Linked DNA regions of Homo sapiens: regions 2, 3, 4 and 5 are each linked to region 1. Evidence: chromatin loops called from intact Hi-C (ENCODE). Cell type or tissue: dorsolateral prefrontal cortex. All regions are shown on one strand. Region 1 overlaps STK32A-AS1 (STK32A antisense RNA 1). Region 2 has its middle 46 kb from the start of PPP2R2B-IT1. Region 3 has its middle 140 kb from the start of STK32A-AS1. Region 4 has its middle 21 kb from the start of PPP2R2B-AS2. Region 5 has its middle 150 kb from the start of STK32A-AS1.

Evidence for each region. A loop is a pair of places that touch in the nucleus more often than their neighbours do. Peaks named below come from ENCODE experiments on the same cell type or tissue, not always from the same donor. Only the 100,000 strongest peaks of a DNase experiment are listed, where the experiment ranks them.
Region 2: it touches region 1 in a loop (10-fold over the local background); 38 of 110 quality-filtered maps call a loop at or near these places.
Region 3: it touches region 1 in a loop (4-fold over the local background); 33 of 110 quality-filtered maps call a loop at or near these places.
Region 4: a loop joins it to region 1, with 5 times the contacts of the local background. A loop is called at or near these places in 87 of 110 quality-filtered maps.
Region 5: a loop joins it to region 1, with 4 times the contacts of the local background. A loop is called at or near these places in 30 of 110 quality-filtered maps.

The regions. Positions count from the first base shown.
Region 1 is chr5:147,186,051-147,191,050 of GRCh38, reverse strand. The region is part of intron 2 of STK32A-AS1 (STK32A antisense RNA 1); the gene reads left to right. Among named protein-coding and RNA genes, the nearest start is that of STK32A-AS1, 46 kb to the left of the region's middle. In dorsolateral prefrontal cortex, CTCF peaks have their summits at 656, 1,821, 2,027 (motif pointing right) and 3,564; a DNase peak (open chromatin) is centred at 2,070; H3K4me3 peaks cover 842 bases; H3K27ac peaks cover 563 bases.
Region 2 is chr5:146,963,364-146,968,363 of GRCh38, reverse strand. It overlaps a transcript of PPP2R2B not described here. Among named protein-coding and RNA genes, the nearest start is that of PPP2R2B-IT1, 46 kb to the right of the region's middle. In dorsolateral prefrontal cortex, CTCF peaks have their summits at 1,914 and 2,125 (motif pointing right); DNase peaks (open chromatin) are centred at 563 and 2,113; H3K27ac peaks cover 2,855 bases.
Region 3 is chr5:147,096,318-147,101,317 of GRCh38, reverse strand. No RefSeq gene overlaps it. Among named protein-coding and RNA genes, the nearest start is that of STK32A-AS1, 140 kb to the left of the region's middle. In dorsolateral prefrontal cortex, CTCF peaks have their summits at 2,781 and 2,980 (motif pointing left); a DNase peak (open chromatin) is centred at 2,969; H3K4me3 peaks cover 1,006 bases; H3K27ac peaks cover 2,101 bases.
Region 4 is chr5:146,539,400-146,544,399 of GRCh38, reverse strand. No RefSeq gene overlaps it. Among named protein-coding and RNA genes, the nearest start is that of PPP2R2B-AS2, 21 kb to the left of the region's middle. RefSeq lists an enhancer at 3,269-3,769. In dorsolateral prefrontal cortex, CTCF peaks have their summits at 1,761 and 1,964; DNase peaks (open chromatin) are centred at 1,969 and 2,265.
Region 5 is chr5:147,079,067-147,084,066 of GRCh38, reverse strand. It overlaps a transcript of PPP2R2B not described here. Among named protein-coding and RNA genes, the nearest start is that of STK32A-AS1, 150 kb to the left of the region's middle. In dorsolateral prefrontal cortex, a CTCF peak has its summit at 2,440; a DNase peak (open chromatin) is centred at 2,656; H3K4me3 peaks cover 3,005 bases; H3K27ac peaks cover 5,000 bases.

The DNA.
Region 1 (5,000 bases):
GCCATAGCCTCCTTCTTAAAAATCTTCTCTGGCCTTCAGTAGTAGCCTGGTTCACATAGGCATGAAGCATGAGACTCATGGAAGGCACTCCATGGATGTCAGCTGCTATTATTTAGGCTTTTGTTGTTATTGTCTGGCTCATATCCCCCGTGTTTTATCAGAGCCTGAAACTCAGGAAGTGTGGTAGTTTGCAAAAATAAAAATTGCCACTAATTTCCCCTATGCTTGCATGCACCCTCCTTTGCAATATGATTTTGCTGCTCCTCCAAACAAGATGGGGGCCCATCTCTCCATCCTGTGAACCTGGGCTTGGCCATGTAACTTGCCTTGGCTAATGGGGTATTGGCAAATGTGTAGTAATCAAGTGCTTGGGGGTTGGGGCCTGCTGCCCTGTCTTGCTGGTGGAAATTCTTGGCCACCATATGATAAGCCCAAAGTAGCCTATTGGAGGATGAGTGACCATGTGGAGGGAGGGCCCAGCTATGCAAGCAAGGCCATCTGAGATCGATGGACCAGAGGAATTAATAAGCAACCCCTGGAATCAGGACAAGTAAGAAGTCATTATTGTTCTAAGCCACTAACTTGTGAGTTGGCTTTTACACAATAATAGCTAACTGACATGAAGACAAAGGCTTATTAATGCCTCTATACAACAGATGCTGCAGCATAAGTGGTGGTTTTCTGGATAGTCTTTAAATTAGTCATTCTCTCCTTACAAATAAGGCCTAAAACAAGTTGACACTTCTGTTTCAGTTTTTATTCCACTCTTATTGAATGAAAAAAGGACAGAAGTAAAAATCAATAGTAAGAGAATTTTTAGGGTGTTTTTATAAGTGGAGAATGAACATTTAGGTAAATATACAGAAAGCCAAGTTAAATATACAGAAATGGTACACAGCCATGCACTGCATAATGACAGTTTAGTCAATGACAAAAATATATAACCCATATACAAGAAGGTTCCCATAAGATTATAATACTGTATTTTTGCTGCACCTTTTCTATGTTTAGGTATATTTAGCCACACAAACCCATCGTGTTACAATTGCCCATGGTATTCAATGCAGTAACACGCTGCTTAACAAGCTGGTCCAACCCGTGGCCCATGGGCTGCCTGCAGCCCAGAACAGTTCTGAATGCGGCCCAACACAAATTCATAAACTTTCTTAAAACATTATGAGGTTTTTTTTTGTGATTTTTAAAATCTTTTTATCTATTGTTAGTGTATTTTATGTGTGGCCCAAGACAATTCTTCTTTTTCTGGTGTGGCCCAGGGAAGCCAAATGGTTGGACACCCCTGCTATAGGTTTGAAGCCCAGGAGCAATAGGCAATATCAGATAGCCTGGGTGTGTAGTAAGCTATGCCATTTAGGTTTGTGTAAGCACATTCTAGGATATTCATACAGTGTTGAAATCTAAAGACACATTTCTTTAAACATATCCCTGTTGTTAGGTGACATAACTGTAAACTTTCTGTAAATATGCAGAAAACATTAAGGTAAATATACAGAAACTTCTTACAGAAGTAATAGAATATACGGAAAATGCACATCATCATGTTCCTTGATAATTTTCCCAATTATGAAGACTTCATGTGCATATTAGTATTTTTCACAAAGTTATCACGATGGCAATAAATGGCAACAATGAGAAGAAGAAGAGTTTCTATATTGAGCTCTTACACACCCAGCACTTTTCTAAGGACTCTTACATAGATTTTTTTTCTTTAGTCCTCAAAACAACCCTATAAGGAACGTCTTATTATTGTGCCCATTTTACAGTGGGGGAAAATGAGTCTCAGAGAGATGGGGGTAACTTCAGAGTTCCAGAGCTGGGACCTAACCTGCAGTTTTGTTAAAAGCCCATGTTAACATCTACACTTTACCATTTCCTTGTGATAGCAGTCATAGCGTCATATTAATTAAAGGGTTTAAAGCCTCTAAAGGATGACCTGAATTTGAACAGAAGGATTTTCGCATTTCTTTCATCTGTTACGAGCTCCCTTTGCAGAGCAGAGACACTTTTATTTCTATCCACCAGGGGGCAGTCTAAGTCAGAGTTTGATTCTGAAATCAACAGCTCTGAGCGTTACTTGGCCGCGCCTTCATAGCTTCATTTCTATCGTTGTTTTGTTTTATCTTGTTTTTCATTTTAAAATGCCTTGAGATTCCCCAGCTTTTCAGGACACTATTCTTTTTCAACCAGCAACGTGAGCCGTGGAGACATTGCTGGATAAAATGCCAGGATACTTGCTTACTGTGTGTTCCTGCATTAGTGACCCTCCAACCTTCGGAATCACTCCGCTTGCGGCATCAGATTGATTTTGACAATGAAATGATGAGGCTGGGCAAGTTTTAGGGATTACTTCGACTCTCACAATCTACCACTTCTAGTGTAAAAGTCGGTACGAGTCTTAACACGGTACGAACAAGGGGGTGCAAGAAATGTTACATTTGTTGTTCATAAATCAAACTGTGACTAAGTTCCCATCCTGCCAGATTGATGAGAAGTGTACTCTGTCATTATTGAAGCTCCGCCCCCCCAACTCTCCCCACCCCAATTACAAAGGTGCCAAAGAGTCCAGAAGGTGCCTGTTCTGGGAGCCTCTGTCCACACTGGGTACCGAGGGATGTCCATTGTCCAAGCCTGTCTGGTCTCCTGAGATCAAGCACCTGCTGCTGTGTTTCTTGCCTGAAGGACCCTTGCCTGTGTTGGGAGTCTAGGCCCCTGTTTCTCCAGGTATGTCTCCGAGTCAGGAAGCCTTTGATCAACAGCAGCAAAGATGTATTAGAGACGATAGCCTTTCTCTGGCTGTAGTAGTCCCAACTACTTGGGAGGCTGAGGTGGGAGAATCACTTGAACCAGGAGGCAGAAGTTACAGTGAGCCAAAATCGTGCCGCTGCACTCCAGCCTGGGTGACAAAGCAAGACTCTGTCTCAAAAACAAAATAAAATAACCCAGTTTGGGGTATGTCTTTATTAGCAGCATGAGAACAGACTAATACGATAAAAGCCCAAATTTTCACTCAAAGGAGAAAGAAGGAAGAAGAGAGAATGGGGAGGGAGGGAATAGAGGAGAGCTGTCCTCAGCGACCTCTACTTTACCTTTGCAAAAATTCCTAGGAAAAGGAAACACAAAGGGCCTGGCTATCTTCATGGAAGGGAGAGAGAAATCATGAAACAAAACATATTGATGTTTAAATAAATAGTGCCCAGCCACTTCATAAGTCAAGAGCCTTGAGACTAAAACAGACAGTGTCTTGAGCTATATTTATTTTTCACAGTCTTATAACCAAGATTCCACTCAATGCCTATTGGATGGTTAATTTTCTTATTCATTCTGAAAGAGAAGAGGAATAATAGGCAGGATTAGTTTTTGAAACAAAATGACCAGTATTGAAGCTGAAAGCGAAGCATAGCTGTGAATCCTGGTAGCACAGCTTTCTGGCTGTGAGACCTTGGAGAATACTGACTCTTCCTTCTTCAACATGGAGGTATATAAATTCTGGATCTAGTTTAAAGGGATTTGCTGATTGCTTGAAATTGACTCAGTATCCTTATTACCTCCCACCCCCAGGGGAGGCTGCAGACACTTTTATGGAGTGCTACAGTCAGGCTGAAGAGAGCCTTGGTGATTCTCTCCTCCTTTGTTGTGACCCTTTCTGCTCTGTTCCTCTGTCCACATATCCAGACCTCCTGGCCTACGCTTGGTCCTGGGGGATTGATGCTTTTCTGGCCCTCTGCTTTATCTCTGAATACAGCCATTTGAATCCCATGTGTTATTCACTCTGTAATCTGAGATCTTGCTCCAGATTAAAAAACCATAACCCATATTCAAAGCCTCAAGGCCCCCAAAATTGTCCATTAAACAAAACAAATGTGTACTGTACCAAGGCAGCTGTACTAATGTACATTCCTATTAGCAGTGCATGATGGGTACATGAAGGACCTGCTCTTGTCCTTGAAAATATTTGGTACCCACGGACTTCTAGTCTTTGCCATTCTGGTGAGTGTGATACTGCTTTTCAGCGTGTGTGTGTTTTATCATTATGGTAAAAAAAAAAAAAGGCATAATATCAGATGTGTATGTACCCTTTTAACCCTTTTATGTGCATACTGCATTTTGATCATGTTTTTTAACATGAGTATCCTGATTGCTAAGAAATTTAGCATTTTTTAAACAAGTTTACCTGGTTTTCTCTTCCGCAACTGGCCTGTTCAAAAACGTTTCCCATGTTTCTGTTGTGTTGGGGTTTTTTGTTTATTCTTTTTATTGATTTATAAAAATTCCTTATATGTCCTAGATACTAGTCCTTTGTCAAATAAATGGGTGATAAATGTATACTTCTAGTCTATAGCTCTTTTCATTTTGCTAATTGAACCTGTTGATGTAGTTTAATATGCTGACTCTCTTTTTTGTTTTTGAACTGTGTTCTTTGTATCGTGTTTAGGAAATTTTTTCTGCACTGAAAAACTGGGTGGCATCAAATTTTAAAGAGCTTTGCCTCCCCTGAAAAGACATTTCTAAGATGTTTTAGCTAATATTCCAAAAATTGACAATGACCACCTTAAGAATATTTGTTGTGTAAGTGCTAAGTCAACTAGGTATTCACAATAAAGACAATAAAGTTAGATTCCTACTTTGCACTATACTTAAACAATGCCAGGGACTTGAAAGTGCTATATGTGAGGGGAGCAAAACTTAGTAAAATATATAGAAGAAAACCTCTCATTTTTCTAAAAGTTTTTCTTTAAACTTAAAAATTAAAAAAAAAAAATTGTCGGCTGGGCGGGGTGGCTCATTTCTGTAATCCCAGCACTTTGGGAGGCCAAGGCAGGTGGATCATGAGGTCAGGAGATCGAGACCATCCTTGCCAACATGGTGAAACCCCATCTGTATGAAAAATACAAAAAGTTAACTGGGTGTGGTGGCATGTGCCTGTAATCCCAGCTACTTGGGAGGCTGAGGCAGAAGAATCACCTGAACCCGGGAGTTGGAGG
Region 2 (5,000 bases), 220 kb after region 1:
TACTTAGCAAATGTATATTCAAGACAAGATTTGTCAATTTACAAGTACATAAATATATGAAAACATGAACTAATGAATACAAGGAAGCCCAGAATGTCCCTAAACACCATCACTGCCTATTTATTTGGAGGAAAGGTTCAAAAAAGGGTGGAAACTCTGAACTGATACCCATGGAATGTGGAATGACTTTGCCACTGTCCTTTGAGTGTTGCCTGAGCCCCTTTGCCCAGGTCAGTGATCCAGAACAGACAATTCAATAAGTACAGTGTCAAGTTTCCCCAAGGGCATGTGGATGGCCTCTACATAACTTTCAATTAACACGTAATTGGCAAGATTGTTCTAGATTCATGGGGCCTTGGTTGTGTTCCTTTAGTGGTGCATGCGGCTTATATAAGCTGAGTGGGCTGTCTTTGAGAAATGTCCAGACCTTGAAGGGAAAATTTTCCTCTTTTCCATCACTAGCTTGTTTGCTGCAGTGAGGATATTTCTGGTTCTTGGCTGAGTCGGTCTCTCTTTTTGGCCCATGTACCCCTAGGGAATTGCTGCTGCCACAGATGGAAACTAATTGAAGAGTAACCGTAGGCTGGGACTGCAAACCGGGAGGGAGGAGGGCTAGCTGCAGGATGCCTGGCATCTCTATGTATTCTGACTTCAGCACAGTTTCTGAGCTTAAACATTCTGGGAAGTGCTTTACTGAGTGGGGCTGCCCCTGAGGTTTTCTGAGGGCCTTCCCTTACCTGATGTCAGCAAAGGAAATGTCCTGGATATAGTCCCCTAGGATGGCCACTGGTGCTTAGGAGTGTATCCTGGAAGGAAACTGCCTGCCTAGGTTCAAACCAGCGCTCTGGTTTAGAATCCAGGTAACCATGGGGAAATTACTTAACTTCTCTGTCCCTCAGTGTCCTCATTTATAAAATAGGAATAATATCAATGGAACCTATTTTACAGGGCTGTTATAAGGATTAAATGAGATCATTTGAACCCTGCCTGGCACATAATAAAATCTTCAATAAATTGTAGCTAATTTTTGTCTTTGAAGTGAACGTGGAGGAGACATCTAGAAACCAATAAAGACCTGGCTACAAGAAAAACCAATATGAGATTTAGCTTGGGAGAAAGGCTTCTTACAAAGGCTTAACCAAAACTCAGGCCTGGGTTTCCAGGACCGAATTAAGAAAGCCCTTTTTTATCCATGTATCTAATAGAGGGCAGTATGTTGCAGTGAAAACAGCAGGGCCTTTGGAATTAGACAAGACCTGGGTTTTAAACCTGAACTGAGTGACTTTCAGCAAATTGCTTCACTTCTATGAGACTCAGCTTTCAAATCTGTAAAATAGGTGAAACTATAAGAAGGATTTCAAAAGAGAGGATTAAATAAGGTATGGCATTATAATACTGAGCAAAGGGGAACCATGCTTGTTGAAATTGAAAGATCAATTCTAAGCCCTAGAAATTACTGATCCTATGTGGGTGGTGACATTACCCCCACTAAGCAGGCTGATTATAGAGATTAAATGAGGTGATCTATGTACAGACCTTAGCTCTGTGCCCGGCAAAAAGTAGGAACCATAAACAATAACAGCAGTGATTATTGGCATTGTCATTGATTTTTTATGCTATAGGCTACACATATTTTTGTGCTCCTACGCTGTGCCAGGCCCAGTGTTAGGTACGAGGGATACGTAAAGGAATAAGGCTCACATGGCCCCACACTTGGCTGCCTTCCGTTCTAGTTAGGGGCAAGAGAAGGGGATGGGAAACAGAAAGAAAGTAATGTTTTCAGACAACGATATGCTTTTGCATAAAATAAAATGGTATGATGGATTAGAGTGTTGAGGGAGGGGCCTTAGGTCATGTCAGAGGAGGCCGATCTTTGGCTCTGCTCACATAGCCGCAGTGTAAGAATACAGTTCTCAGGTCTTTGTGTCAGTTTGACAACTGCGCGAAGATAGAGGGGAGTCTACATAAGCAGGAACACCCCAGTATCTCCCTGGGCATGGCTGCAAGTCAACAAGCTGAAATCAGTGTGGACAAGATGGACACAACAGCCTCTTCCATGTGTGACCAGGTGACCTGACATAACCTCCGTGATTTCCTTACCTGCATGTGACCAATTCATCCACTAGGTGGCAGTGTTCAATAATAAACAATGACAACATTAACGAGCCTCTGGCCAACACTAATATCGCAGGCAGCCAAAGGACCATTAGCTAAGAACACCAACTACGGTTTTCCTTTCTAATGGGTGTACAGGATTCCAATTCCTGGCTTTGGTATGGTGACAATTTTCTTCTCAATCTCCTTGCATTTTATGTCTGAAATAGATAATGTTTTTAATTGCCATAACCGACCACATATTGTATGCCTGGGGAATGTACAAAGAGCTTTACAAACATTATTGCATTGCATTGCTGTACCAGCTTTGCAGTGAGTCGTACGATTCCCACTTTATAGATGAAGGATCTGAGGATCAGCGAGTAACACTTTGCCTGGATGCACAGCTGGTAAGTAACAGTGCTGGGTTCAAACCTGGTATCGGATGTCAGAGCCTAGCTATTAACCATCATGCTTTCCTGCTATGGATTTTAAGAAGAATTATTATCAAGATAAGTGCATTAGTGCAAAGTAAATTATCTCTGATATTAGGGCATTATATTTGTACTTATAATACTAGCATTCATACTACCAAATGGAGGATTTATGCAGCACTCACCTGGAAGCTGACGCAAAGCAAGCGGGGCCAGCGACACTTCTGCTGATACCTCAGGACAGGGCAGGCATATAGCAGCAGAGTTTTCTGACTATGACTGACAGTTCTGACAAGGTATCTTAGAGGAATGGAGGGCACACTGTCATTATTTTCTTTTTCACGGATTAAAAAAACAAGTCACAGAGAGGGAAAGTTGCTTGCCTGAGGTCCCACTGCAGTTCACCTGAACCACTCTCTGCACTTTCCCATTATCCTGAAAACTGGCTAATCAGAGAAAACCTCAACGTTCTGAACAAGTAAATGATAGTGTGATTCTGGGGAATACCTTCTATGATGTACTGGCAGATAGGGACAAATTATGTGTATGTATAAGAATTCTATAGCTTGAAAAATATTATTATTTTATTTCTGGAGGAAACAAACATATGGCTTAAATTTTCATCTTATATATTTTGAAGGGAGTTGGTGGATGATTTTCTTTTGGGAATCTAAGCCTGATTCTGCCATCAAACTAACTGAGTGACTGTGAGTAAGTTATTCCTCTCTGGGCCTCAATTAAGAGGATGAGATTAAGAAAATATAAACACACAGTTTGTCATGATGTTCTGGTGTGTAGCCCCATCAATTCCATATGTTTAGGTGATGGTATGCTAGAATTGGAAGGAAAGTTAGAGACAAATGGTATATTATCTTCATTTTACAGATGGGAAAACTGAGCCCCAGAGAGGAGTGACTTGTTCACAGTCACCCAAATAATAGATGGCAGGACCAGGCCCAGATTCCCAAAAGAGGACCCTTTGTCAACTCCCTTAAAAATATAGGAGATGCCGGTCAGGTGCGGTGGCTCACACCTGTAATCCCAGCACTTTGGGAGGCGGAGGCAGGTGGATCACGAGGTCAGGAAATCGAGACCATCCTGGCTAACACGGTGAAACCCTGTCTCTACTAAAAATACAAAAACTTAGCCTGGCGTGGTGGCGGGAGCCTGTAGTCCCAGCTACTCGGGAAGCTGAGGCAGGAAAATGGCATGAACCTGGGAGGCAAAGCTTGCAGTGAGCCAAGATCATGCCACTGCACTCCAGTCTGGGTGACAGAGCAAGACTCCGTATAAAAATAAAAATAAAAATAAAAATAAATACAGGAGCTGAGAACTTAAACCAGAAGCTTTTCTAGAGTGGGCTGTTGCGGGCTGGTCCTGCAAGATAAAAAAAATATCCTAAGGTTAAAAAATCTGCGAAGCACCAAGTCAAACTATTTAGCAGGACATGCCAGAAGCGTTAATATGCTAATGTTTATCATAAATCTCCCAAAAGGGAATTAGAGTATTTATATTTTGCCAAAATTGTTTAACCTCAAACTGTTTTTTCATTTTTTTCTTTGACTGTCAGATCTATGAACAGCTCACACAACAGTGTTTAATGGAATGCAACTGGGAAACACCAACTTAATTTTTGTTTTCTCAGTTTTCTGACGTATTTAGCCGTGGAATCTCATGTTTAAGAGGATAATAGGATAAATGTTTTGGGGAGCATACTTAGGAATGGCTTCACTGAGCAATGGACAAGGCAAAACTATCTTTGAACCCCAGTGTCCAGCTGACTTAAGGGCTACATTTGGATGGCCTACATGCCTGGAGAAGGTCAAGTATCATCAGAGGAAATTCAGCCTTGAGAAGGGTAAATTATTCATAATAGAGAGCTGTCTTTGTAAGAACCTTCTGAATGAGACCTGAAAGGTCAAGCTGTTACAATTGTTCTTTTTAGAGGACAACTCCTTTTATACAATATTTGAGAAATTAGCACAGATAGTAAGAGTTTAATACAATGAGTTAGGGAGTTAATGTCATTAAACAAAGCCAGAATTTTAGAAGTCAGACCAATATGGATTTGAATTTAGGCTGTGCAAGGTGTTAGCAGTGTGACTTTTGGCAAGTTACTCTAATTGACCTTCAGACTTCTTAAAATGGGGATAATAACATTAGTAAAAATTGGGATAATAACATTATCTATGGGAAAAAAAATGAAGACAGGAAATTGAAGGTGCCGTATATGTTCAGAATAATTGCTGATAAACCCCTTGGGGAAAAACTTGGGACCCCAAAGAAATGCTCAACTAACACAATATGTTCAATTAAGTGTTCTGCAGGGCAAAAGGATAAGAAATTCCAAGTGTGAGTGGAGGACTAACCTGGAAGTTCAGGTAGGAGCCAGTGAGTGGTGAGGCAGAGAGCAAGACAGGAGAAGGGGAAAGAGAGAAAAAACCTCACTTCACCCTCCAGATCCCTACTCCG
Region 3 (5,000 bases), 90 kb after region 1:
TAAAAAGAGACATCAGAGAGCTTGCTTCCCCACCCCTGACCTGTCAAGTGAGCATAGAGTAAGAGGGTGACCTCACCAGAAACTGACCATGCTGGCACCTTGAACTTGGACTCCAGCTAGCTTCCAGAACTGTGATAAAATAAATTTCTGTTGTTTCAGCCACCCAGTCTATGATATTTTGTAATGGCAGCCCAGGCTAAGTCAGAGGGTTCTCTGCAGTCACTGATAATAGATACACTCCCACACTCCCTTAGGTGGAACAGGGGAGATGGGACCCTGAGACCAAGGTGGTGGCCAGAGCCAGAGCAGTGGACCCCAACTGGGCCCTGCAACAGCACAGCTGAAAAGTCCACTCCTGCTGTGTCAGAATCACCCGGGATGGGCGCAAATACTCTAGATTTTAAACACGTTTTCCAGTTGTTTCTGACAGGTGGCCATGTGTGAAAGCCATGGGTCAGGTGGAAAAAGTCATTCAGCTTTGGATTGAAACTGACCCAGATTTTACAAACAGATGTTGCCAGACATGAAGGCTCAGTTCATCCACTTTCTCGGAGAGACTGTATTTCTTCATATTGTAGAAAAGAGATAATAGTGATGCCAACATTTATTGAGGCCTGGCATCTTCTGGGCACCGTGTATCTATCACACATTATCTCATTTAATTCCGACACCAAATTTTGTCTTTTTAAATGAGGAAAATGAGAGAGAGAGAGAGAGAGAGAATGAATGAATCTAAATGCGTACTGAAAATTCCACAGCTGCTAAGTGGCAGAGTTAGATGCAAATGTAGGCTTATTAGTCGCCAGAGCTGCAGTTTCGGTGAGGGTTAGTTGTGTGAATTTTCAAGTGCTGAGCATGGTACCTGGTGTATAGAACTTGTTCACTAAATTGTTGTTGTTACCTCTGTTAAATATCAATCATCTTCCTCATTGTTATTTAGGACAGAGCTGGGGTTAGTCTGGATTTTATTGCAGGCTCTCATGGATTGGTTGTGTGGCCCTACACCATGGCAAAGCACTTTCCAGAAAAACAGGTGTTTCAACTTGTCCCACATGGAAACTAATTCTCATAAAAGATAACAGAGTGGTTAATTAAGCTTTCTGATTTTGGAATCCAAAGGCCTGGATTCAAATCCAGACTACCAGCCACTAGCTGTGTGATCTGGTCAAATTGCTCAACTCCTTTGTGCCTGTTTTTTCATCTAAAAAGTAGACTTAATAAGAATTCCTCCCTCAGAAAGTCGTTTTAGGAATTAAATAAGATAATTCTGGTAAAACATCTAGACGGGTACCTGATAGATACTCAACATGTGGTAGTTACTACTAATATTTTTTATTATCTTTCAGGAAAAGTCTTTGACCTCTGTTACACAGTGGCTGACCCTGTTGCATGGGTGAGAACAATTTAGGCTATAAGCCATCAAAGTCTGCCTTTGATTTCTATTCTAGAATGGAAGAAAGTTTGAAACACAATTCACATGACCTTAAGTTATGCAGCATAGCCCCCTAAACTCAGGCAGGATGGCACCGAGGGAAGGCCAAAGCATGTGCCCCCTGCCCAGCTCCTCTACCCAGACAGCTGTTTCAGCATTGAAGATCCAATTAGGGCCTGTCACTTCCACAGCAAATCTACACTCATTGTTCAGCTGGCATTGAATCAGATTCTCGCCATATTTGTGAAAAATGAACGAACTTCAAATACTATGTGATGGTCTTCTACACACAGGCACCTCTCACTGAACAGAAATGTGCTCCAGGAGTTGGAAGCTGCAGCAGTCTATGAATTGAACCAGAAAAATAAGAGCTGAAACCCCACAGAGGCCCTGAGCTGCCATCATCTGGGGTTCCAGTTTTTCCATCTTTAACTTTTATAGCCTGAAACATAAGGCTATGATTAATAACTTATTAATAACTGCCACCATTTACTGGGAATTTACTATGTAGCAGGCAGCTACTAAGTCCTACATACACACAGCTATTTCATTTAATCGTTACTCTATGAGTAAGTACTGCTATTATCTCTAATGAAGGGACCAGGAAACAAACTCGGAGGCTAAATAATTTATATTGATACTAGTTTGCACAGAAAAAAAAAATGCGATGGAGCCAGAAATGGAATCAGGCAGTTTGATTCCAGAACTGTGAAACATTAATTCTAGTTTTCTCAGAAATTTTTCAAACACTTGATTTTGAAAGTATGCTTTCTTCTAAAGTTTGATTTCTTATATTCAGAGATCCATTTCCTCCCATTAATATAACATCTTTTGTGTTTATCATGAAAGCTAATGAATTGATCAGAGTCACTTTAAAATTTTGCTTTTAGACAAGCCTTGCCCAAACACATCCATTCCTTCAAGAGAGGGCTACCTGGAGTGCCGATATCTAAGAAAAGATCATTTCTCTACAGAGACAGACGAATGGGGAGAGCTGACCAATTACCTAGAAAATACAATCGATGCCAGCAGGCAATAAGAATAATTTAAACCAATAAACTCTTTCCTCTCAACTGCAGGGTTGGGTACAGGGTTTCCTTTCTCTGTCTTTTTGTTTTGCTTTCCATTGGTTGTGCTTTCCAAATAATTGTTCCATCTGTCCACTTCAGTTTGCCTGAGTAATCACAGCCAGAGGGCACTTAGAAGTCAAACGTCAGACATGCAGGGAAAACTAATGCGTGGGAGGCTGTGGGAAGAGAAATCGTTGTCTGTTCTTTTTCCCTGCAGCTGGGCCAGGGATCTGGAAGTAAATTATAAGCACCAGTTGCCCCAGGGAGGAAGCTACTGTTTGGGAATGGAAATGGAAAAGGGATTTGTTGGACTCCACTGTCAGGAACGTTGGCTCCCAGGATCAAATGTGCTTAGCAATGGGATTAAGTCAAGAGATCACAGCCAAGCCAGAGATTAAAAGTGTGGTGACAGGAAATGAAAAACCAGAATCCTGGGACAGCTTTTTTTCTGTGCCATTTACTCTGAAGTAGGCCCCCTGCTGGTCACTCCATGTGCTTTAACTATTTTGATCCTCCCTGCAGTTCTGTTTCACAGATAAAGAAACTAAGGCCCGTAGAGTTCAAGTAACTTGCCCAGGACCACACAGCTAGTAAATGGCAGAATGAAAAATTGAATTCAAGTGTATCTTAATCCAATGCTCCTGCTCTTATCTACTACATCTGGCTACTCTAAACCAGGGATGATGACCAAGGGTGAAACAGAGTCCTAGAAAGGACAAAGGTGCAAAGGTGAGCCCAGATTATAAAAACGTGGATAATATGTATTACATATAAAGATATTTTACATGCATTAGATGTAAAATACTTAGATTTAAAAACCAATATAGAATTTCAATTTATAGATGCACAAAAAGGTTTAGTAACTCACCTGAGGCCACAAAGCCATTAAGTAGGTTAGTGGGGAATTGAACCCATGTCTTTGAACCTGGTCAAAGACTACACTCTTCGGTATATGAGGCAGCTTCCTTCCTTTCATGCTATTAACTTCTGAGTAGAGCAAGTTAGTTCAGCCTCTTATAAATTATCTTCTACAGAATGCCATGTTTCTAAAGACATTTAGCGACAAATAAAAATAAGTTTGTAAAAATGTTATATTAAACAAGGTTAAGCAGTGTTCTAAAATCTAAAGCTTCTCCCTGCATCTAAGCTGCTCATGTCCATTGTAAATATGCAAGAGAAAGATGATAAGCAGAAGGTTCCTAACTTAGTTGACCATGTAACCCTTTTTATTCTTTAAATAAAGGCTGGCCAGTGTGTCAACCATGGATGATGACTTGACTCCCATGTCTTTGCCTCTAAATAGCAAGATGAACTTTTTTAAAAAAAAACACCAGGAATCACACTGTGTACTGCCTAATACCTATATCTTATGTAGGGTTACCAACTGGGGAAATGGTGAGGTCAACCTTGTTGCTCTCACATTGACCCTTCAGGACTCCACTCCTGACTTTTAATATAAATGCCCTTATGTTAACCTTCCTTCCCAGGTGCAGCTAGTCACATAGAGATCATTCTGTTTTGAATAAATATTAATTGAAAGTAACGGCTTCATTTGTTAACCCATTTTATTGAAGAGCTCATGAAAAGGGAAAGTCAATGCAGAGAAATTCGTCTTTGTGCTGGACTCTTAAGCATAAGATCAACTTGTGCCTTAGAAAATGGATAGTAGAGTTTTCCTTGCGCTGAAATATAGACCACAAACTACTCTGACTACAAATAAAGCTAGCGCAAGGATGAGAGGGTTTCAGAGTATGATGTTGGGGGTGCAAACTGTAGAGCTAGGATGGTCTGGCAGGTTGAGTGAGATCACAAAAGAACCCTAGAGTAAATTTTCAAGTAGACCTGTATGGAAAATTTAAGATCAGGCCACCATAGTGGCATAAAATTGAGGAAATTAATCTATAATATTATGAAGAAAATGTATTTTTTTCATATTCTCCTAAATTTTGTAACAGTAAAATAATATCAGCATTTAGGAACCTTGAATTGAAGGTGTGACCTGGACCAAAGGGAAAGAGGAGGCATTGATGCCAGGGGCATCTCCATCGGTCATGCCACCTATGGGAATCAGACTTGACCAAGATGAGCTGTGGAAGCAGTTGGTCCAGTTCTGTATGGAGTTGTTGGGAAGTCTCACTTCTTCACTCTTTCATTCAGTCATCCATTCACTAGTCACTGAGTGTGTACTTCGTCAGGCACTGTGCTTGGTGCTAGGAATACACAGAGAGAGATCGAAATAGCCACTGCTCTCATGCAACTGCACTCCAGTGTGAAAGATGAATATTAATCAAATTCAGACATCCTATGAAGTCAGAAAGCTTTTGCACAGAAATTTGCACAGAGTAAGGAGTCACAGCATGTCGGGGTGATGATATGTAACACCTAGTTTATATCTAGTGGACACCTAAAACATAATACAAATGAAATATCTTCTAACCTGCCTGTCCCCATCTCAGTAAATAACTCCATTCTTGCAGTCATATAAGCCGACACATCTT
Region 4 (5,000 bases), 650 kb after region 1:
CACTGCTGAAGCCACAGCTTCCCCACACCATGAAGCTAAATAACACAGAATGAACCTGGAGCCCAGCTGCTGCCAGCACTCACACATATCAGCAGCACAAAATCTCAGGAAAAAAAAAAAAAAAAAAGGCCTTTGTCTTCCTTCTACCTTCAAAATCTCAAGGGCTCCTACTTGCCAGAATCTAAGTTGCATCTAGAATCCTAGTGGCCAAAGGGTCAGGGGAGTGTAGGTTTTCAGACTTCTGGTCCCTGTGATGGAGGAGTCTGGGGACACAGAGAGCGATGGAAACAGATGTTGAGTGCCAACAAGCAAAATCTAGCACAAATCCTCAAAGTGTGCTCCAGGCCCCTCTGCATCAGGGTCACTGGGGTGCCTACCACCAGATGCCAACCATACAGGCTCAGACTTGTGGGGACCTGGGATCTGCATTTTGACAATGGTCTTGTCTATAGAAGAAGGGATTTGCCCTTAAGAGAGGAAAAAAAATAAAAGATCCAAAGTATTTAATAAAACGGCTCCTACATAAAAATTGCTTTACCACTTTAATGTCCCCTGTAAGTTTTGTGTTTCTTGTATAGTTTTAAGTCCTATTAAAGTTGTAGATTAATAGTAAGCAAACAAAATCCAACTCTTTCATTTTAAAAATAAGGAAAATGAAGCACGGAAATGTTAAGAATTTTGCTTAACATTAATTTTTTTAGTAAGAGAGACAGTTGTCTAGACCAAAAAAAAAAAAAAAAAACAATGATTGAAAGCCAAATAAATTAGATTTGGCCTCAGAAGACATGTCTATTCACCAGCCACCTGAGTATTACCCACAGAGAAAACTTTTAATTTAGCAGCTGCAAATGGGCAGGCCTCAAGCCACAGGTGTATTTTGCTATTCTACACAGTATACTTTTACAATTTGAGCTAAGCCAGGCGTGGTGGCTCATACCCATTATCAGGCACTTTGGGAGACTGAGGCAAGAGGATTGCTTGAGCCCAGGAGTTAGAGACCAGCCTGGGCAACAAAACAAGATCCTGTATTTACAAAAAATAAATAAATAAATAAATAAATTAGGCGTCGTGGTCCACAACTGTAATCCCAGCTACTCAGGAGGCTGAGGCAGGAGGATCCCATGAGCCCAGAAGGTCAAGGTAAGCCATGATCATGCCACTACACTCCAACCTGGGTGACAGAGCAAGTCCCTATGTAAAAAAATAAATAAATAAAATTTGAGCTAATATCTAAAATTTAGGAAATTCCACATAAAAATCCATGTATTTGGTTTCCCTTGAAAAATTAAAGGGCCCCAGCTTCCCAGCTGACAACAACTGACTCCTCTAAGAGGCAGCTCCCAATCCTCATGTCCTTACCCCCCATCCTGACCCCAACTGACCCCCCAGACCCCCTTCCAACTGTGTGCTCTCCAGTTTGCTACTGTGCCCACCTATTTTCCTGTAAAAGGTAGATTTCTACTCCTGTAAAAAATAAACAGCTAACTGACTACAACCCAAACACCAAGAAGAAGGGAGTCATTTCATTTTACCAAGGGTGCCATAAGGTTGTACCAAGCGTTTATTGGAAGCATTTGGCTTGATGACACCACCCCCCACCCTACTCCACGCCTATATTTTTTATTTAGAGAACTATTTGCTCATGGATCTTTAAAGAATCCAACAGTGTCTTCTGGAAACTCAGGGTTAGGGACAATGATATTTATCATCATGCTTGAAATCGTCTTTCTTGCTGTAAAGAAAGATTCTTATAACTTTATGCTGATCAAAAGTAATAGAACAAAGATAGACCTGTGAGGCGGTGCAAGTTCTTTCACCTTCCCATTTCATTCATTTTTACGACTTTCCTGGCCCCTGGGGACAATTTGCCACTCTGGCCTTAAGATACTTTGTAGATAGATTTGTGCCCCACGGACCTGTTTGCAGCCTGCAGTCCGATCTCCGGTTGAGGTGAGCCCCCACCTGGTCACCTGCAGAACGGCACCCACGAGGGCCAGCTAGTTATTCTGGCACACAGGGCAGTTAGAGCGAGCGCTCCTCTATACAGGACACCACTGCGCTGTGTATTTGAGGTAATTAGTTTGGCTCTAAAATTAGCAGTTAAATAAATGTTAATGAACAGCTGTTCCCAATAAACAGGATAAATTGAAATTAATAATTGCCGTATTCATTTAACAAATGAATTACCCACTTTTTAAATACACCAACATAACACATGTGTGATCTCCTGCCAAGAGGGGCCGGCCTAGGAAAATGTACTTAGTGGCAAAACAGGGTAAGCCAGGAGCCAAGCAGGGCAGATGCCATGCCGCCCACTCTAAAGATACCAACAAAATGTGTGACTGCTTTCTTATTTTTATTCCTGTAAAAGGTTGAAATAAATATCAGATTAACTACAACCCAAACACCAAGAAGAAGGGAGTCATTTCATTTTACCAATGGTGGGGTAAGACTGCATCCAGGGTTTCTTGAAGGCATTTGGCTTGATAACACCACCCCCTACCTCACTCCACCCCTATATTTTTTATGTAGGGAACTATTTGCCCGTGGATCTTTAAAGAACCCGACTCTATCGCATCCCAGGAGTAGAAAATTGCTAGCAACACTGAATTCTAGGGCAGTGAGAAGGACAAGAGCTTTAGAGGGACAATCTAGGCTCAAGTTCTGACTACACTAATTACCTCAGTTTCTTCATCTGCACAATGGGAATTGTGAGCTTTGTGTAAGATCATATAGGTCAAGTAGCTAGCACAATGTTTAGCATTTAATAGTTCTTTATTATAATACATATTATTACTTTTCCTTTACAGTGTAAATGACAATCAGAGTTTAAGGAACAAACTTACAAGTAAACTAAGCCTTTATCTGCCGGAGCCCCACGCATTGATGCCAGGCTCTGTCCTGGGCAGGAACACCAACGTGAACAAGACAAGGGCTCTGCCTAGAGGAGCCCATGTGCTCGTGTCCTGGTGTAGCAGGCATGTGAAACATGGACATAACAAGCAAGAACGTTTAGGCGCGTGCTGTGAAGAGACTAAAAGGGGACAACAGAAGAGTGGCTGGGTGACTTTAGCTGCAATAACAGGAACATTTGAGGGACCACCACTCTGAGGGAAAAGTTAAGCCAGCACCTGCATGTGACTGGAAGGCTGCCATGAAGTCTCCAGGAAGAACATTCTGGAGAAAGAGCAAATGCAAAGACTCTAAAGTGGGAAAAAGTACCAGCATATTCCAGCGAGAGGGTGAGCGTCATTAGAACTTAGGGACATAGCCAGGCTCAGTGGCTCATGCCTGTAATCCCAGCACTTTGGGAGGCCAAGGCAAATGGATCACCTGAGGTCAGGAGTTCGAGACCAGCCTGGTCAACATGGTAAAACCCCGTCTCTACTAAAAATACAAAAATTAGCCAGGCATGGTGGCAGGTGCCTGTAATCCCAGCTACTCAGAGGCTGAGTCAGGACAATCACTTGAACCCAAAGAGATGGAGGTTGCAGTGAGCTGAGATTGCATCATTGCACTCCAGCCTGGGCAACAAGAGTGAGAGGCCATCTAAAAAAAAAAAAAAAATAAGAACTTAGGGACATTAGTTTCTGAAGATCACTCTGGCTGTCAAGTAGAACAAAAGTGAAAGGAGGGAGCTGAGTTAGAAGGCTTTTGCAGATGGTGGCTTCCCCATAAATTGACCCAACCTACTTCATTCCATGCAAGAGGATCCTTTCACCCCAGGAATTCCCATTACACATAGTTTTCATTACAACATGGAAGGTCATTATTGGTAGAAGATGTTACAGCCAGTACAGAGCGAGTCATGCACACTCTCTCACCAGAGAGGAGTTAGACCTGGAAGGCAATCACTGGGCCACGCTAAGATCTTCACCTCCTTTGTTTGTCCCTTTGTCCCCCTCCCTATTCTCAGCATACACACAGCTAGTCATTAGCATTCTTTGCATGTGGAGAGACTCAGTAATGGTTTGTGTGTCTCACATTGAAATACTATAGGCAGATACAGTATTTCAGAGTGGTAAAGAGACCTTGGTTAGCTGCGTCTGAATCCCAGCTCTACCATTTTCTGCCTGTGCAACCTGGACAATTTACTTAACCTCTCTCATGTGTCAGTTTCTGTCTCTGGGAATGGGGAAAATAGCACATAGTTATTAAGGAGATCAATAATAACAATGGAAAGAGCATAGCATGTAAGGGTGTTGGCCTACAGTAAGCCCTCAGTAAATATCAGTGCTTAGTCATAGGCCCGCAGCACACAGTTCTCTCTGATGGACACAAATCCTGTTCCAGTGATAATCAAGCTGTGACTGTAAAATAGACTGTTACATTTAAATTAGAAGCAAAGTTAATGATAAAGTTAATTCATAGACAGGATGTTTGAAGTTTTACGTTAAAAATGAACTTATGGGTCCGGTGGCAAACTCTTATGTCTCAGCAGGCGTTTCTTTGGAGCCAGTATAAAGTGTTTAAAACTTCATAGTAATGTAATATTAAGTACAGGCAAAGTTAGTAAGACAGACCTGTCATACACTGATGGGGAGAGAGCGGGTGTAAAACGCTATAGCCAGTTGAGAGGCTTTTTTTTTTTTTTCTTTTAAGGAGTCTCTGTCACCCAGGCTGGAGTGCAGTGGTGCAATCTTGGCTCACTGCAACCTCCGCCACCTGGGTTCAAGCAACTCTCCTGTCTCAGCCTCCCAAGTAGCTGGGACTACAGGTGCACGCCACTATGCCCGACTAATTTTTGTATTTTTAGTAGAGATGGGATTTCACCATATTGGTCAGGCTGGTCTCGAACTCCTGACCTCAGGTGATCTACCCGCCTCAGCCTCCGAAAGTGCTGGGATTACAGGCGTGAGCCACCTCACCCAGCCAAGAGGCATTTTTAATACATCTTTTAAACGTGCATCAACTTCAATCCACCAATTTCACTTCTTTTTTTTTTTTTTTTTTTTTCTGACACAGAGCCTCTCTCTGTCACCCAGGCTGGAGTGCAGTGG
Region 5 (5,000 bases), 110 kb after region 1:
TTGAACTTACTGATAACATTAAAAAATTTGGAGTTATTTGAACATTTGGATTATTCACATAATAATCCAGATTTCTGGCCTCTTCTGAAAAATATCAGCCAATCTGGTCACACTGGGCTGAAATTTTTCATGGCAACATTTAGCTGGAGCTGAATAGCTGCTGACCTTCAGGCAAAGCCTGAATCCTCCAGTTCCTTCATTCCTGCCACTTTTGAGATGATCACAGACTGAGATCAAGTGTCAAATCACTGAATATCTGACACCTGGACAGCTTGTCTCATTTACATCCTAATCCATCCAGGCATTTGTGTTTTCAGCGGCTGCTTAGCACTTTTAGGAAAGAAATGGCATGGTCCAAACTTTCTTTGCATCACTAATTCCCTCATTTGGCAATAATATTGGTGGGAGACAGAAATTGGGTCCAGTGGAAGCCTGCCTTGGACAAAAACACTGACAATATCTTGGCTGCCTGGAACCCTCACAGTAATCAACCAACTCTCATCAACGAGCTTATGCCTCTGGGCAACCCTATCTATGAGTAAACATCAGGAACTGGCATTGGTATGTGAATTGGTCACATTATTCCTAGTGAATTCACCAAGTCAGTAACTTCCATGATTTGGGTTTTTCAGATGTGAAATAAATTAATTTCACACATAAGCCAGGTTCCTCCTAGAGCTAAAATTCTCTGAAGTAGTACAAATATCTAGACATAGGCTCATATTTAAATATGCCTAGGTTTGTATGTATGCATGTATGTGTTTCAGAGTTGCATATGTCTGCTTGCTTTAAAGTACATGTTTAGTGAAAATAGAAACAGCATCTACATCCAGAATCATAACTATTGATATAGGAACTGTGCCAGGACAAAAACTGGGGAGAAATCTCATCTATAGCTAATGTTCCCTAAGACAGATGTGTCTCAGATCTCAACAGCAGAATTGACTCAGTGTAGAGAGGGTCACTGACAACTCACAAGGTAGGGTAAGAACCTGTCAAAGAATGTCTGATGCTGGAATCCAAGGCCAGAACAGAAAGTATAAGCAAGGATCAGCACTGTGGGTGTGTCTGTCTATGCACTAATAAATGCTGCTAAAGGCCTTCCTTCTCCCCTTCTAGGTGCTAATTTTATTAGGAAGTTTTAGCCCTGTGTCATCTCAAAGGAGACATTGATACTTTACTACTTGATATCTGAAACTGTATTCCAGCTCAGCCTTCCAAATGAGATTCTTGCTGTGAAGCCTTACTGGGCTAAAGGGCCCAAACTGTCAAATGGGTATCCAACCTCTACACACTGGGAATACTGCAAGTCAGACAGGCTTGATTGAAATCTCAACCTAGCCATGCGCTAGGTGTGTCCTTGAGGGAGTTACCAAAAATTCCTGAGTCTCAGTTTCCTCCCCTGTAAAGTGGGGATGATAATAATGCCCTCCCCATGATTTATGTAAGAATGGAGTTACTCTAAGTCAAGTGCTTACCACAGTGCCTGAAATTTTCTCAGCCAATGTTCTTCTTTTTTTTTTTTAGTATGAAACACTTTAGAATCAATCTTTACTACTACTAATATCCATTATTAAGTTTCTTGACTGTGCTAATCATATTCAACATCCACAACTCTGAGAGATGGGTACCATTATTATTGCCATTTAAGATGAGGAAACTGTCTCATTATGCTTAGAAACTTGTCCCAAGTCAGAGCCCAACTATAAACCCTGCCTAATTGCAAAGTCTCTACTTTTAATGATGACTCTATACTACTTCCATCAGATAACCCGTCAACAACACTGAGAAGAGCATATGAGAGGCAATGCTCCTCTCGTGTGGCTAAGCAGATGAAGGTTTCCGTATAGGAATTCAATAAAAATCTATGGCTGACAATGAAAATGACTACTCAGATCCCTGTGCATTTTTAAAGGTCAATTTGTTTTTGAAACTTTGTGGTTTTTTTCCTACTGAATTTAATCATTCTTAAATTCATACCATCTCCCAAAATTTGATTCTGCAATATTCTCTTGAATTTTGAAACCTAGTTGAATTGAAGGGGAATGTTCATGCTGTTGAGAAGAAAACTGGCACCCCTGCTATCCAGAAGTGTTCTGTAAAGGACTCTTTTGAATATGTAAAGGAATTAGAATATCTCTTAATATATGTATTGATATATTCATTAGTATTGGCTACATATATTTGTAGAAACCAGGAGTCACTATTACCCAGAACATTTAGCCCCATCAAATGTCCAACTGGATCTGAAACAAAAATAACCTTGGAACAAAATAGGCCACATTTGTCAGAAACTGACTCCCAAACTCTGTGTGAGCCACCCCGCCCCATCCCCAGCCTTGTTTTTTTTTTGTTTTTCCCTACTCTGCAGTCAGCCTGACTTTGGCAAGCAGTCAAGAAGTGAACAAGAGAGATGGAAGTGCTCTGGGTATCTGACCCCTTACTGGCCGCTCAACCATGCAAGCTGTGAAGCCCAGTTTAAAAAAAAAATGTTGCCTTTCTTTTCCTCTCACCCCTTAACGAACTGCCTCATTCTCTTCCCCACCATCACAGAAGGAAAACAATCAAAAGCATTAGTATTCCCGTGAAAAGGGCCAGTCACACAGGGGATGACTGCAAGTCCTTCGTAACCACTCCAGGACGCTGCCAGGGCCTGAGAAGGGACAAACTCCAATTGCTCCAGTTCAAACTGGTCCTGGCCTGGTCAAACGGAGGAGACAGAGCAGTGATTCACAGCAGGACGTGGTACTTGCAGACTGACCGTCCTCTCAGGACTCACTAGGGTCTCTTCTCTGACGAGATGATACCTGGTGTGCAAGTCTCCTTTTAGAAATGCATAGATTCTGCTATATATTTCTTTTCTTGTTGGTCTCTTAAGAACAACTGGGAGCTCTTACCTAACCTGAAGTGTCTCCTTGTGTTGTTTTCAGGAATTGGGACACTCACCCAGGACACACTATGGTGCTTCAGCCAAGTGAAAGGCACTATCGAGATTGGAACCACAGAAGGTAGGAGAAATCCCCATGCCCTTTTCCTTGCCTCCTTGGGAGTTTGTGCTGATTTCAAAATTAAAAACTTTCATCTTTACTTTCATGAATCTAAGTCCCCACACACCCCAAAATTGCATTCTAGGCTAGAAATGGATTTAATAACTTCTTTCTCTCCTGTTTTTTTTTTCTGTTGAAATTTATTTTATTCCTACCAATGAGCGGCACTGAAATGAACTTTCAGTAAAGTAGATTTGCAGAGACAGAGGCTAAACTAGGCAAGCCTTGTTTCAGGATGATCTGTCAGCGCTGTAGAATTCTGAGTCCAGACATTTTAAGACTTTCAGCCATAATTCTCTCCCTTTCATTCTATGTGGAGGACCATTGGCAATACATGAAGTGCAGAGGGAGACTGAAGAAGTCAAGTCTAGTCATATGACTTACGAGAACATTGAATCCCAATCTTAGCATATAATTGCCTTTCTGGTTCTCAGGAGACTTTCCTATTCCAGGGCCCTTTACCTGGGATAATGCATTAGTTTTCCTCCTCCTGAAGAACTTTTTAATTTTCTTTATTTTCTTCTTTTATAAGCCTGGGCTTGGAGACCTCCATGACTCTCCCTAAGGGTGTCTGCGTTACAAAACACTGGATGATAGGCAATTGGAAGGAACTAGAATAGCACTTCTGGGTATTTTAAATCACGGTTTAGCTCTTCTAGCAGAATGCAGTAGGGCTTGCCTGAAACAGATTTTGCTGCTTTGATGGTAGGTTTAGATTCCAGATGTGGTATAACACAGGTCTAAAACTAGTTTTAAAGAATGATGAAGTGAACAGTTGACAGGATTGAACACTATACTCAAACTAACATGCATAAATGCATGTGAACTTCAGGTCATTCTGCAGCACTTCAATTCTGAGTAAAAAGTAATTCAAGCAAAGATTAATCTGAGGAATTTGAAAGAGGCAGTTTATTTAAAATCTTGCTATAATTCCTTTGTAGAGAATCTAATAGTGGGTGACCAAAAACCAAATACTCTATGTTTACAAAGTGGGAGAAAACACACTAAAATTAATAAATAAATCCATATAAAATTATATTTAAAAGAAATTGATACGATTGCACATATTTATAAGGTACAGTGTGATGTTTTGATATGTGTATATTGTGTAATGATATCAAACCAAGATGATTAGCATATCCATTACCTCATATATTTATCATTTATTTGTGGTGAGAAGATTCAAAATCCTCTCTCCTAGCTGTTTTGAGAGATACCATATGATATTGTTAACCATAGTCACCCTACTGTGCTATAGAACAAAACTTATTCCTCAGATCTATGACTTTATACTTATTGACTAATCTCTTTCCATCTTCCTACCACCCTCCCAGGCCTCTGGTAACCACTATTCACTATTCTCTACTTCTATGAGATCAACTTTTTTAGGTTCCTGATATGACTGAGAACATGTGGTATTTGTCTGTCTGTGCCTGGCTTATTTCACTATTAAGTGAACTATGTTAATAATGCCTTTCAGGTTTATCCATGTTGCCACATGACAGGATTTTATTCTTTTTTATGGCTGAGTAATATTCCATTGCACATGTATATATATATATATATATATATATGTATATATATAAAATGTGTGTGTGTTTGTGTGTATATTATATATATTATATATCCCATTTTATATCACATATTATATATATATATATATCACTGTATGTATCTATTCATCTGTTTATGAACACTTAGGTTGAGTTCATAATTTGCCTATTGTGACTAGAGCTGCAATAAACATGGGAGAGCAGATTTCTCTTCTATGTACTGATTTTATTATTTAAATATAGAATCAGTAGTGGGATTACTGAATCTAAAATTATATTTGTATATAAACTCATCTATTTTTGAGATGAATTGTCAAATAGAGCCTTACAAAAGATCCTTCTAAAGCCCCTATGAAGACAGATAGAAAATTATCAATCCCATTTTATGTCACCTAAAAGA